2 separate regions of the Mus musculus genome follow, and region 2 is linked to region 1. The links are chromatin loops, found by intact Hi-C in ENCODE. Cell type or tissue: gastrocnemius. All regions are shown on one strand. Links, peaks and the distances in the headings refer to the core of each region. The heading gives the core; the rest is flanking DNA. Region 1 holds the start of Sox6os (SRY (sex determining region Y)-box 6, opposite strand). Region 2 overlaps Sox6 (SRY (sex determining region Y)-box 6).

Region 1 (2,905 bases), core at 241-2,740:
CAGAGTCAGACAAGCTTAAATAAAACTCATAATACGCCGGAAACGACCACCTTTTATCTATCCGAACACACCAATTCTTTTTATCTTAAAGCTGCGCGGACCCGGAGCCAGTCTGTCCTCCGCAGAGCCCGGCCGTTCCTTTGCATTTGCAGCAGTTCAGCCCCAGCAGCCTTTGCACAAACCCGGGTCCTTCTTCGTACTGCCCTTTAAGGGAGAAAGCCGAAAGCAGCTCCCCCGGGGCAGGCGAGCCTCGCCAACACCGCCTCCCGCCCAGGGCCCAGCCGGTGCTCCGAACATCGGCCCGCAGCGGGCAGCCAGTAGCGGGCCGGGCAGAGAGCCTAGAGGGACGAAGGTTGCGGGTCAGGCTCTGAGCCGAGGGTGCCGGCTGAAGCGCAGAGGACCTGGAAGCCGAACCCGCGCGAGCCTTACGGGGCTGTCCCTCGCCCACGCCGTCAGCGGGCCAGCCTGCGCAGCAAGCGTGCTGAGCAAAAAGGACCACCGTTGGGTTGCAAACTGCCTTGGAGTTCGGTTTGTGTACTGCTGAGAGGACCATTAAAAGTAAAGTGCAATAGTGGAGGGAGCAAGGGGAACTGGAACTCGAGCGTCCCGGGAAAGTCGTGGGAAGCCCCGGTGGTGGAGGGCGAGGAGGGAGCGCGCGGCTTCTAGCCACCCGGGTTTTCTTTAATCCTCCGGGTAAATTTCACCCCTAGCGCGGAGAGCTACGAAGATCCTGGAGTCCCGCCCGCCCTAGGCCAGCGTCAACCCCACAACTAGCCAACGATCCCAGTCCGAAATGGGGGAGGTTCAGAAGCCCTGCGGGTCCTCCCGGCCCCTGAGCCACAGCCTGGCTAACACTGACGCCTCTTAGAACTGCGGCGGCGCAGTCACACGGCAAATCGACACTTTTCAAGAAAACAAAATATTCATTCTCTAACAAAACTAACTTCGCATTGAGTTTCTATTGGGGGAGAGGGGTTAACTCGGCCCTAAAGGAAGCCCGTTTTGTCCAGGTTAGATTTTGTCTACTTATGGATCAGCCGTTGGGTGAGGGTTTAATTTATGGCTTATGCATTCTTTTAAGGTCGATTTACATGACCTCCGGCTACAACTAAGATTGCCGAAGAGGGCACTCCAGTCGTCAGTCGGCCAAACCCACAATTACAACAGCCCTCCCCCACCTTCTGTGGCTCAGACTCCCCTGGCAATCTAAACTGTTCTCTCTCTCTCTCTCTCTCTCTCTCTCTCTCTCTCCCTCTCCCCCCTCTCCCCCCTCTCCCCTCTCCCCTCTTCCCCCTCTCCCCTCTCTCCCCTCTCTCCCTCTCCCCATCCTTTCCTCCTCCACCTTTCTCTTGTTTCTTCTTTTTTATGACTTTACTTTTTGATATTATGAATAACATAAAATATCACTTTGAAAGTTTCGCTAAAACTTTCTCAAAACCCAAGCAAGCATGCCGCGATGAAAGATCCAGTGTTCACAAAGCCCTCAAGATGTTGCCCTCTTGTGGGTACAAAGGGCATTGCCATCCAAGAGCCCCATCTGAACCCTAAGCTGGAGAATAGAAAGAGCGAGGGAAAGGGAGAGAGGGGAGGAAGAGGAGAGAGAGGGGAGGGGGAGGGAGAAGGAGAGAGAGAGAGAGAGAGAGAGAGAGAGAGAGAGAGAGAGAGAGAGAGAGAGAGAGAGAGAGAGAGAGAGAAACACTAACACAACACAGTAGGCACACCAACTTCTTCCATCCCACACTTGTGCGAACTTCCATGAAATACCTACCTCGAACTTTACGGAGACTTAACAATTCACTCTCTAAGCCACCTGACTTCTTTTTCATCTCATTCCCACTTCTATAGATTATCTACTTGGGGAGGCGAAGGTGGAGGAATTAGGTGGGCCAAGAGGGCAGACAGATTTCCGGACGAATACTTGCGATGGCGATAACACTTCTGCTGTCAAAGGTGGCTTTGGCTGTCTCTCCCTGCCCTTTTGCCTCGGTGTCCTACGCACAGTTATCTGCGGCTACAACATGTGTTTTCTCGGAGTGATTTGGGGAAGGGGTGGGGGCAAGAAAACCAGAAACCCGCCACGCAGATCTGTCACCGCCTCCGGAGTAAGGCACAACTCTCCGAGAGAGGCAGGCATCCTGAGGAACAGGGTGTCCACAGCAAGGGAGCGGCGCCGGGCCCCTTTCTCTACCTCGACTCGCCCGCTTGCCTGCCCGCCGGCGAGCACCCTCCTCCCAGTCCCCTCCCGGCCAGCCGCGGCTCTGCCAAAGGCTGCGCTCGACTGCCTCGCGTCCCTCCGCTGTCCCACCCCAGCCGCCGTCCCCGTACAGAGAAACTAACCCCAGAGGTGCCGGGAAGGGCAGGAGTGGGAGGCGCTGAGGCCAGTGCCCAGCCTAACGCGGGGCTCCTGTCCCCTGCCCCCTACGGCGCCCCAACAGGTAGCTATGACTGCTGCTCTCTCACTCAGCCTCCCTCGCTCTCTTAATTCGCTCGCTCCGTCCCGGTTACCTGGGCGGGCTCCAGGATGGTACCTCTCGGGAGGGTTCCTTGTGCGCTGCGCCGCGGGAGTAAAAGACATTAAAGAAAAAGGGAAAGATACAAATTTTAAAAATTAAAGAAAGGGGAGTCGGTGCTAAGTCAATTAGCTGAGCCTGGGGAGCAAGGGAGCAGGTCCCCAGCGCTGCGGCCCCGGCCCGCCGCCCGTTAACTCAAGTCTGCGGGGGTGTCCTGTCCCGGGCCCTGGGGGGAGCGCTGAGCGCACAAGTTTGCTGCCGGGGTGCCAGGAGGTGCACGCGGAGCCGGGTGACAGGGGGCTTTCCCCCTTGAAACAAGTGAAGGCGATGGTTAGTGCTGTCAATCTTGGCAATCAGTGTGAGCGGCCATGTCGTAAGTATTCAAAGCATTTCCC
Region 2 (2,905 bases), core at 85-2,584, 560 kb before region 1:
TATTTAAGAGAACAATGTGTTAAGGTTGAATGTCAGGGCAAAGGCAAGGTAAGAATGGATGTAGTGAGAGGCGGTCTCAGACAGGGGAGTCCACCGTGTGGTGTCTGGTGTGGTGATTGCTCTGATCTATGTCATCCCACGCCACACACTGATGGCACATCAAGAGGCAAACACAATTGGGTTCACGCACTGTGGCAGCCTTGCTCATTCCTTACAATATCTTGTCTCCAGATTCCTGAGTACTTCACCATTTTCTGGAAAAAAAATGTGGTTTGCTGTTTTATTTTAAGATGTCAAAGATTGTCTAAGACTTTGCAGTGTCTCCTGTAAGACTTTTAAAATAGTTAAGATTCAAAAGTTATGAAAAAAGTTTGGCACATTCAAAGTTGAATTCTACACATTGAAACAAATGGAATTCCGAGGCCTTTTGAACATGTTCTATATGCAGCCGCTCACGCCGTGGACTTGTCCGGTTTCACAATACGAAATCCTCAGTTGTTTTCTAAAGTAATTCAGAATAAAAACACATTCACAACCTGTAGCCGGCACAGCATACCTGAGTGAGAATGTTTAACCCCATCTAAAACAGTAACTTAAACCCTTTGTCAACATCCAAAAGAAAAATAGTAAGACAGAAATGTAAGACTCATAAGACGGCGATGGGCAGAGATAAGTTTCCAAGTCCCGGTGTCTCATATTTAATACGTCTTCACCTAAATAAACAACAACAGTAACGGTAACGACAAAAACTCAAGTTTATGAAAAATCAGGAAAACGTAATCTGTCTCACACGTTACGAAGCAATTAAGACCATTCTGCTGATGTATTGTGGAGCCACAAATGCATGCGGGCTCTTTAAGAACTTTGTTGTTGTTGTTGGGGGAAAGGGAGCGAAATGTCAGAGTGTTTTAATTCAGCAAACAAAAGCTCCTCAGTTGGCACTGACAGGCTCTGGGGCCTCATTCTCGCTGCTATAGTCTGATTTGGGATCATCTTCGTAGTCGTCATAGGCTTCCATTTCATCCTCTCCATTAATCATGTCGTTCCCAGCCAGGCTTGCGCCGTCCATCTTCATACCATACGTGCTCTGGATGACAGGGAGGCTGGGCTCGGGGCTGGCAGAGGTGCTAGAGCAGTCAGATGTCATCTGAGGTGATGGTGTGGTCGTTGCCATAGTAATAGCACCAGGATACACAACACCTGTTCCTGTGGTGATGGGCATCTGAGGCTGTTGCCTGTATAGATCCACAAACAAAATGAAAGAGAGAGGGAAACTCTGTAAGTTCTCACATGAGACCTGGGACTTCCTAACCCACATTTGCCAAACCAGGCCCTCTGTAACATGTTAAGTGGCCAGAAGTGACAAAAAATGTTCTTGGAAGAATCCCTGGACTGTTCCTAAAGCTGTAGCTGGTGGTTAAATAATACAACGCAGCAATTTGCTGACAGTTTCACAACATAAAGGCAGAACTTCAACTTGGCAAATATCACAGAGCTCAGATCACACTTGGCATTGGGTTGGGCACAAATACTGCAGTTAAGACCACAGAGGTCCATCTGAGACCATTTTTAAAAAGAGACGAGAGAGAGCAGCGTTAAAAAAAAATCCTTGAGAGGCATGGGCATGTTGTAATGGTACTCTTAAGTGGGTTGGTGTCGTCTTCAACTTGGTTTGAGAACTATGGATGAAAGAGAAAAATGGGAAAGGGCCTGGCAAGTCCCAAATAGCCCCATTTGGCAAAGGATTCACTCTGCCTCTATTCTAATGTGCCCTTGTTGCTTTAGCTGGACTTTCCAGGCTGGGGTCCTTCCAGAATAATCATCTTGGCTATCACTGAGGCTGAGGATGAAGCTGGGGCTGGAGGACTCAGTAATAAAGAGCAGTGAGCTTTACACCCTAATAATAAGAGACACCAGGCATGCTGCTCCTGCCTCATCCCAGCAGATGCCAAGTTGAGTCACACCAGATCACCTCTTTATGCTGTGTCCCCAGCTCAAACAAACCAGCAGATCTTGTGACAGTCAAGCTCTCCTGTGCAGCAAGAGCTGCCACGGTGTCTCCCCTTTCATTCAGTACACAAGAATTAAAGCTCTATTCAACCCAGATACTATGTCTGAGACGTTATTTATCAGGTGGTCCTCAATGGTTCTGGGCAGCAAATTATAGTCAAGATTCACCCCAAGCATCGCTGTAACTCTTCCTGAGTCGTGATAGTCATGTTTGTAAAATGGGTCAGGGGTGTTCTAGAAGGCCCTTCTGCCTTGTTTTAACCAAGCTTCTAGTCAATGGTCATTTGAACAATTCTTATTAGGCTTCTATGTCAATATGACTTTCTATCCACCTTACTCTCACAGAAAGCCTGCCAGCCTGTCAGGTCGGAGCCACTCCAGCATAGGTGTCATCTCCTTACAGAGGTAAGCAGCCTTAGTTATAGAAGGAGAAAAGCCAGAAGCCTGAAGATGTGGGCTCATACTGCCTTTACTGACCTTCAGTCACCAGAGGGATATCTCCAATTCTTTAAACGTTTACTAACATAACACAAATATTTGTGTGATTATAACTTGTACACACACACACACACACACACAAAAACACATATCTTTGTTCAACAAGCACCTCTGAGATGATATAAGCCAAGGACTCAATAGCACCTGGCTAGCTGGGGCTATGTCAAAAGGAAGCAAGCGATACTGAGAAGTTACATCTATTTGTAGATATATCACATGAAATCCTGCTCCCTCTCAAATTCTAAAAATATATGTTTCAAATTTTTTGAAAGTAAATTAGCACAAATTAAATTTTATGCTAACCTGCCCAGAGCAGGAGGTACTATATTGCATTTATAACTGACTATGGATAATTATAGCATACATAAACTTTATATTTAGTATATATATATATATA

What was found. A loop is a pair of places that touch in the nucleus more often than their neighbours do. Peaks named below come from ENCODE experiments on the same cell type or tissue, not always from the same donor. Only the 100,000 strongest peaks of a DNase experiment are listed, where the experiment ranks them.
Region 2: it touches region 1 in a loop (5-fold over the local background); 9 of 42 quality-filtered maps call a loop at or near these places.

Annotation. Positions count from the first base shown.
Region 1 is chr7:116,031,610-116,034,514 of GRCm38, forward strand. The region is part of intron 1 of Sox6 (SRY (sex determining region Y)-box 6); the gene reads right to left. Sox6os (SRY (sex determining region Y)-box 6, opposite strand) reads left to right here and starts at 370. Exons shown (of 2, transcript NR_152104.1): 1 at 370-558; 2 at 711-941. In gastrocnemius, for the core only: a CTCF peak has its summit at 1,496 (motif pointing left); DNase peaks (open chromatin) are centred at 324, 725, 1,172, 1,507 and 1 more place; H3K4me3 peaks cover 2,500 bases; H3K27ac peaks cover 2,500 bases.
Region 2 is chr7:115,475,987-115,478,891 of GRCm38, forward strand. Sox6 (SRY (sex determining region Y)-box 6) reads right to left here. Exons shown (of 16, transcript NM_001025559.3): 16 at 1-1,235. The coding sequence ends at 932. Among named protein-coding and RNA genes, the nearest start is that of Gm51455, 20 kb to the right of the region's middle. In gastrocnemius, for the core only: no CTCF peak of the experiment used is centred there; a DNase peak (open chromatin) is centred at 1,108; H3K4me3 peaks cover 270 bases; H3K27ac peaks cover 2,500 bases.